Linked DNA regions of Homo sapiens: region 2 is linked to region 1. A link is a contact called in ENCODE Hi-C or POLR2A ChIA-PET data. All regions are on one chromosome and are shown on one strand. Each heading gives the region's core, a stretch centred on a gene start or an enhancer-like site at or near the end of the contact. The rest is flanking DNA. Distances are from core to core; before and after follow the strand shown.

Region 1 (4,213 bases), core at 252-2,751:
TCTTTTCAAACTAGGAAAGTTTGTATAAGTATGTTACTGCACAGACCACTGGGCAAATGGCCAACTGTCCTCTGGGGAAAAGCCAAACCTGATTCTCATTTTAAAGCGATACTGACTTTTATGGCCCGAGATTACTGTAATCAGAGAATATACATTGAGCTTGAACTCTCTCAGACATGTCCAAATCTTTACACTATAGAAGGTAGATCTTTCCAGTCTGAAATTTTTAAGTCAATATAATCATATGAACCCTGTTGTCAATATATGAAAAATAAAGAGATGTTCACCACGGGACCTTCATCTGCAAAGTCTTCTCTGACTTCCCTCAACTAGATTATAATCCTTCCTTCTTCTTAAGTCCAGTAGCACTTTAACTACATTCTCTTATAGCTTGCCACTTTCTACTTGGTGTTGTTATGCGGATGCATGTCTAATCAACTCAACTAGAGTCATGCTACTTGAGGGCAATAGCCCCTGCAAAAGCTTGAGAGTGCTTTATTCTTGTCTATAGAAGGCCCTCATAATTTTTGTTTATTTATATATAAGTAAATCTATTCTGATTGTAGTTCAGTTAAACCATTGATCAAAAGAACCCCTACCAATATCTTATATCCTAACATGTTTTGAGTTAACCATAATAGTTAACTCTCCTCGAGGGCTCATTTTATGCCCAGTGATACACTAAGTGCTTCTTTATTTCCATTTTTCCATGTTAACCCTCACTGGAACTCTCTTAGGTAGTCTTATCCCCTTTACAATTGAGGCAGCTGAAGTTTAAAGAATGAATTAACTTGCCCAAGCTCACCCTACTAGGGAATTGGCAAAACTGGGATTGAACCCAGGACGTTTGTTTCCAAATTCCACATTCACGGCTATTGTATAATCCTACTTCCTCGTCAGCTGAGTAAGGCCTTCCGGTCCTTATTCCAAAAATCATTTCTTAGAAGAAAACTAGGCTCAACAGGCAGCCAGATGCAGCTGTCAGAAAAAGCAAGATACTTCCTCACAAAAAGAAACACATTCTTCCAGGGCTTTAAATGCTGCCTCGCACCAGAAGTCCCAGTACCCTTGAAGGGAGGGTGACAGTAAGTCAGGCTTAAACCCAGGGTGACCTGGAAGCCCAGATAAACTGCAAGCTCCTGTGATACCCGAAAGGCTATTGTGTTGGCAATTTATCATCTAGGAAGCCGAGTTTTTGTTTTTGCACAGGAAATGCACTTCAAAGCTCCTGCTCTAACTGAAATACATCTTTCATAACTTAATTTACCCAGATTTATTTTTCATGAGCCATGTACTTTTTTTCAGAGAGATTTTTTTTTAACATTTCCTTATATGTAATTTTCTTAAATATTCAAGGCCTTGAGCTATTGTGTAGAAAAAAATTATGCTTAAGAGAGGTTAGAGTCTACATTTAGGCTCACAGTTAACATCGAAACACAACAGGTATGAATTATTACCCAATCTTTCAGGCTCTAACGTGTCTTCTTGCTTAATTGGAGCAATAAGTCCTAGGATTCACTGGGGATTTTTTCCTGATTGACGTCACCCGTCATTCTTGAAGCAAGATACTTACAAAGAGATCCTCAAAACAATGGAATATTTATTCATGTGCACTAACATATCCCCAGGTGTCAGGAAATCTGCAGCCCTGGGAATGAATCTTCTTTGTCCCAAAAAATGCCCTGTGGGCTGTGTTACTTTCTTGCTTTTTATTCAAAGCTTCGAATGAATGAAATGTTGGTGAAATTTTGAGGAGGTTCAGATTTGTTTTGGTACAGTGGGATGTGGCTTTTTTTTTTTTCTTTTTGCCTTTGCTCTCTCTTCCAGGGAATACCTGAGACTCTCTGGCCTTATCAGTGTCAAAAATTACTTTCTTAAAAAATCTTTTTTGGACTCAAGCCAGAGTTGCCTTTTAAGCATTTGAGGGGTGAGAGGTTTTGTTCCCTGTTAAAGGCCTTTTGAGCACTGCTGAGCACGTGGAGTAAGACTTTGGGGTTTGGGATTCCTTGGTAGAATCTCCAAAAGAACATTACCCAGGAAGCAACACAGTCACCCTGGGCATGAGACAAGAACAGGAACAGCACAGACATCATCAAAAAAAATTCTTTTTGCATAATAAATTGAATAATAAGATAATTTTGAATATTTACTATGTGTCAGTCACTGTTCCAGGGCCTTAGTTGTGTTACCATGTTCAATCCCAGTAATAACGCTCTGAGAGGAGGACTCTTCTTACTCTCATTTTACAGATGATTTAAGTAATCACCCAAGGTTACACAAGTAGCAACTGCTGGAGCGAGGATTACAAAACAAAAGTAGAGGAGATGCCATGTTAGAAGTATTATCTGTTTGATCCCTTTCATTCACTGTTAAATTGACTCACGGAAGGAGGAAGGAAATACATGAAGTGTAACATGAAGCTTTCTCAGTTACTTATCCACCATTTTGTCTTCTCTTTAAAATGTAAAAATAGACTCTCTTGCCTGCTCCCTCACCAAGCCCCACTTAAGTCTAGAATGTCTTGGGTAAGTTTTATTGAGGTGATTTACATTTTGTTTTTAGGAAGACCAGAAATTGTCCACTGCCAAGACATAATGAGAGGTTGTATTTGCCTAGAATCTTCCTTGATGAGGTGCAAAGGTAATTGTCAGATAGCACTAACTGGCTCTTTGATATCAGTTTAGGAAGTGCTGCACAATGTTGTTCCATTCCTTTTGCTGTGGAGGATGATGAAAAGTTGAGATCTAGAAGGGTACTTTTTGGAAGATTGGCCAACTACTTGCTCACTTTTTTCAAAAACAAATAATCCATTAGCAAGCACAGTAGTCCCCCTTATCCACGATTTCAACTACCTGTGTTCAACTGCAGTCCAAAAATAGGTGAGTACAGCGCAATATTTTCAGAGAGACCATATTCATATAACCTTTATTAAAGTATATTGTTATATTTATTATTATTGTTGTGAATCTCTTACTGTGCCTAATGTGTAAATTAAACTTCATCATAGGTATGTATATAGGAAAAACACATAGTATATAGTCAGGTATTATGTACAATTTCAGACGTCTACTGGGGGTCTTGGAACACATCCCCTGCTGATAAGGGGGTACTACTGTATACTTGGAATCCTTGTAAGTCCAAAGTCCAGTGCTAGGCTTTAGGAGGGAAAGAGGAAAAAAATCGAAAAAGACAGAAAGGAAGAAAGGAGGGCAGGGGGAGAGAAGGAGAGGAGAGGAGGAGAGAAAGAGAAAGAGAGAAAGAAAGAGTAAGAGAGAGAGAAAGACATAGAGAAAGAGAGAAAGAGGGAGAGAGAGAAAGAGAGGGAGAGAGAAAAAGAGAGAAGAGAGAAAAAGAGAAAGAAAGAGTAAGAGAGAGAAAGACATAGAGAAAGAGAGAAAGAGGGAGAGAGAGAGAGAAAAAAAGAGAAGGAGAGAAAGAGAGAGAGAGAGAAAGAGAGAAAAAGAAAAATAGACAAAGAGAGAGAGAAAGAAAAGAAGGAAAGGAAAGGAAAAAGAAAAAGGAAAAAGGGAAATGGAAAAGGAAAAGGGCAGAGTGGAGAGAAGGGAGCAGAGAAAAGAAAAACTCTTTAGAAACATCCACAAGAATCTGAAATACCTTTTCAGCTCATTACTGCTCCCCCCTCATTGAAAGTAATTCCAAAGAAATCCTTCATTAGGCCTATAAATTCCCTTGTGATTGGATACATTTTGCATATTTGTTTGGCCTGTTATCAATGAATATAGATAGAAAACAGAAGACAACAGATGCAGTCAGCATTTAATCTTTAAAAATCACTTTATGTTCTCCAGAACCTTGTGCATTTGTTAAATAATCCCAGGCTGCCTTGAAAATCCTGTTTAGTAAACTTTTATAAAGTCTTTCAATATGTTTCTTAGTCATCTTGTTAACATACAATGGCTCTTGCCTTTGGTGGGCATTTTCAGAATTGACCCAAATTGTATCTCAGGGAATTCATCTGAGGAGTAAAGGACAAGTTATCTCCTATACAAGGAGAAAGAATGCAATTAGAAAATCAAAAATTATCTTGTGTTCTTTGGCCTTGTGTCAAAAAGTATTTTTAAATTTATATTCCCTTTCTGGAAAATTTTAAAGTTCAGTTTTTAAATAATACTTTTATCTGTCAAAGGAGGTCTAAAAAATGAGACTGAGAGACTTCATATAGATCATCCAGTAGCATAAAACTTGGATTTTA
Region 2 (4,082 bases), core at 474-2,973, 110 kb before region 1:
TAACACTGATTATCTAAAGAGCATCAAAAGAGAAAATAGATGATCAAAGATCATCAAAAAGAAGAAAGTAGAAAATACATATAATTCCAAACCCAGGTATTTACTATTTGGTAGCTTGTTTTTTCAACACATCAATAGAGAAAATGCATTTTCCATGTTCTTTTGATGTGTACATAGTATATCTGTTGATTAATTTTTGAGTAGTATATTGTATTCTATTGCATGTATATACCTAAGTATAATTAATTGTCTATTAATTTGGGGCTTTCAAAATGTTTCATAATGTTCACTGTTATATACAGTATTACAATGAACATCTTCGAAGCTAAATCTTTAAAAATATTCTCAATAGTTTCATTTTAATAAGCTAGATTAATTTTAAAAGTATTAAAATAATTATAGATCTGATACCAATGAAGATCAACTCAATCAAGTCAGTCTCTCTCTCTCCCGCCCCTGCTTTTTTTTTTTTTTTTTTTTTTTTTTTGAGATAGATTCTCACTCTATTATCCAGGTTGGAGTGCAATGGCACAATCTCAGCTCACTGAAACCTCTGCCTCCCGGCTTCCAGCGATTCTCATGCCTCAGCCTCCCGAGTAGCTGGTACTACAGATGCCTGTCAACATGCCCCCCTAATTTTTTTTTTTTTAGGAGAGACAGGGTTTTGCCATGTTGGCCAGGCTGGTCTGGAACTCCCAGCCTCATGTGATCCGCCCAAAGTGCTGGAATTACAGGTGTGAGCCACCACACCCAGCCAATGTCTCTACATCCATCTCTTTGATTTTACTCTTGACCAGTATTTCTCAAACGTCCTTTTACTTGAAGAAAAAAAATTTATGACTTCAATCCTTCTAAGTCACTTTTTGAATCACACAGCTTCTTATATATTTACAAATATAAAAGCAGGAATGAATCCATATGCTACAGATATTGGTGAGTTGCAGTTGTGGTCTCTGAAAGGTGGTATCCATGTAGTCACATTTTTCAAAATAAATAAAAGATCTGCTGAGTTTGATGAGGTTTAAAAAGGTATGAGTCCTATCCAGGACTATGATTTAGTCCTCACACATAGTCTACTAGCCCTTATAACCTTTTAAAAAATGTATGATTAATAAAACATTTTTCATTGACTTATTCCTGGAGCTTTGCTTCCATTGAGACCACCTGGGGCTTGGAGCACCCAGATTCTCTAGTGAGCTGATCTGAATGCTATGCCTTCAAATTGCCTACCTGAAGCCTCCACCCCTTCCTCAACTAAAGGATGAAAATCGAAGCCAGAAGTTCAAAATACACCTCTGATTTTGAAGAGGCTGTTGGGATTCTTAAATAACAACAAAAAGTAGTTTGGTGCTCTTCTCTGCACATGCTACAGTAAGCCTTTAGGGGAATGTTCTGAGAGTGATTACTGTCGTGGTAAGCAATGGTTTTTGTAGGTGCTGGTTTGTGGGGTGATTACTTGGGCTTAATCTCTTTCTCATGGGTAAATGTGAAGCCTCTCCAGTTCACATTTGTTATTCAGGCAGAAATCAACTGAAATTTGTCTATAAGAAGATATTGGGCTGGCCCCTGTTTTGCCTCTTAGCGCCCTTCCTTACCTATCCTACATGCAAGCTCCCCACTGGGAAAGGGCAGCTTCCTCCATGGGATCTGTCTTGTATCTTGTCTCCATATTGTTGCTGGGAAACCTCTTCTTGAAGTCAAGTGATAAAGTTGCACTTCTGTTTCCAATGGCGCCCGTCCAGCCCGAAGTGAGACTGGCTGCTTTGTGAGAGCTTCTCAACTGGGTCGCCAAGCACAGTAGTGCAGCTGGAAAGTGTTTTCTCACTGTTGTGCCCCAAGACTGCGGTTAGTTTCAAATTCCTATGAATGTGACTAAAAAATGTTTGTGTTTTAGCCACAATCACTAACAAATTACACTCAGCTATTCAACGCACAGACCAAAAGAGAGCCTGACCCCATTATCAAAACTCAAACCCAGATGGTGAGGAGTCCCAGCCTAATGAGGGCCTCTCAGTCATTTCAAACAAATTTCTTGTCAATCATGCCACATTGCATATGGGGGTCTTCTTTCAAAGACATCCAAGTTTGAGGACTCAGAGGCTTTCCACGGCTAAGCAATGCCTTCCTCCTAAAATTACTCATTTTTCAAGAGCTTTGAGAAAATCCTCTTCTCTCCTTTTCCTCCCTTCCTTCCCTAAAAAGAAAAAAAAAAATCTATCCTGTCTACACTAGACAACTTTATCAGACTCAAATATCAAAATTGGAGCAGCCAGAAAGTCTGAACTACATTCTTGGCTCACTCATCAGGGAAAGAAAAAAACAAAATGAACTCAGAAGAAAAAGAAAGACAATATCAAAAAGCTTTATTGAATAGTCTTCTGAATGTAAAATAAATTTACCAGAAACTGTAATTCCAGGATCCAATGCTCACTTTGATTGCAATAAAGAGTTAGAAAGAAAACCACACTGTTGTCTGGAACTTGACAAAGGTACAAAGAGAATCCCCTGTTTTTCCATCTTTCTAGATGAGATGCAGAATTTTGCCCTCTGCCCAAAAGGCTTTGGCCTTACAGGTCTGTCTTGACCCTGTGTTTGCTCCTGTTCCATTTGGTTCTTTCCTTACTCTCAGTGAATCAAAGCCTGACCTCTCCTTGGCTTTTTCTCCTTTCTCAATACTCCATGCACGCTTCTCTGACTATGAAGTGTCGCCCCTGATGTTCTCTCTGGCATCTCTTGCAGGCTGCCATGCTTAGTGGTAAATTCCCTCCCCTGGAGAGGCAGTCACAGCTGTGTGTCCTACGAAAGGACTGAGCTGCTTGCTGCGTGCAAAGTAGAAGAAAACCAGTGTAAATCGCAGTCCTAATTGCCCATATGGGAGATTTGCAAAGAAGGAAGTGAGTACAATGAAAGAGCAGGGCAAGTCGTAAGCAGAAGGCTGAGACCGGAGTGCTGAGGGAAAAGCAGCCACCATATCAAGAAGTTCAGAAATTGTTTCTGCTACTGCTGCTGAGGATTCAAAGAGGGTTTTAGAATAAAACAAAGTCCGCTGGTGTGAGGACTGAACTCCATTTTCTGTGTGAGTCTGAGTAAAGAGAAAGATAAACAGAACCTTTCACCGATAGGCATATTTTAGAGTTCAAGTGTGACATGATGTGTCCAAAATAGATTCCACATGATTGGAGCAGATCCAGAATCCCAGTCCCTGAATAGCAATCAGTGTTGGAAGCTAAGAGCCGGCATCCACTATCATCACATGAAACATGGAAGAAACGGCAAATCCTATACAGCTGTTAGTGAGTAAGGACAAGCCATACATGGAGCTGTATGCTATGGGCACATTTTCTTAAATTACACAGCTTATTTTAAATTGAGGGTCTATTTGACTTTTTACATGTCTTTTAATGAATACCCAGACTTTACAAAACTTTCTTTTCATGAATTTTCCTTTCAAAGAAGGAGAGTTATGCTCTTTGCAATATTCAATCCAGGCAGAACTAATGACCCAAGGGCTTCATGCTAGTTTATTTTCATAAAAAGCTCCCCTTAATTTGAAATCACATAGGGTTCCAAGAATCTCAGAAGACAGAGGCCAAAAGTCCAGGGCCCTATATGACTTCGTCATGAAGAAGGCTGAGAGATGGTGGGAAGCTTCACTTTCAGGACCAGGTAGACTGTCCTATGTGGTCTGTCACTCTCTGACAATTTTCAAATAGGAGAAGAGGGGAGGAAAAATTGAAGAAGAAAGGAGGCAGGGAGTGAGAAAAAGAAGAGGAAAGAGAAAATGAGGCACTAGAAGAGAGATGAGGTTCATGGGACTCAGACATTTTCTCTTCTATTTAAGGACAACTATTTTCCTTTAAAATAGTCACCAGAAGGCCTTCAAGATCAGTCCCTCCCATGTGGCTAATGTTTAGAACATTTAAGAAATCTTTAAAACTTTTATAATTTGAGAGGGTCAGTTGTAGGTCATTTTCCAGCACACACACACACACACACACACACACACACACACACACACAAATCTAAAGGGCTCTTGTTGCTAAATGCATGTTTGTGAGAGATTGTCAATCAATGAACGATCC

The links. Hi-C counts contacts between places; a loop is a spot of excess contacts on that map. ChIA-PET counts read pairs that join two places held with the same protein, here RNA polymerase II (POLR2A). Pooled maps may share reads with other maps.
Region 2: a loop to region 1 is called in a map of heart right ventricle, with 2.0 times the contacts of the local background. The contact joins two enhancer-like sites. A Hi-C loop is called at or near these places in 1 of 168 maps with a recorded cell type or tissue (heart right ventricle) and 1 of 50 pooled maps. POLR2A ChIA-PET finds 5 or more read pairs at or near these places in 1 of 52 experiments (A673).

Annotation. Positions count from the first base shown.
Region 1 is chr9:13,899,095-13,903,307 of GRCh38, forward strand. The region is part of intron 6 of LOC101929507 (a long non-coding RNA gene); the gene reads right to left. Among named protein-coding and RNA genes, the nearest start is that of LINC00583, 27 kb to the right of the region's middle. Within about 2 kb of position 1,502, at least 5 of the 41 ENCODE cell types and tissues checked have a DNase peak (open chromatin) inside an H3K27ac peak, as active enhancers do; they include heart right ventricle, where a contact is called at or near this core.
Region 2 is chr9:13,784,573-13,788,654 of GRCh38, forward strand. No RefSeq gene overlaps it. Among named protein-coding and RNA genes, the nearest start is that of LINC00583, 140 kb to the right of the region's middle. Within about 2 kb of position 1,724, at least 7 of the 41 ENCODE cell types and tissues checked have a DNase peak (open chromatin) inside an H3K27ac peak, as active enhancers do; they include heart right ventricle, where a contact is called at or near this core.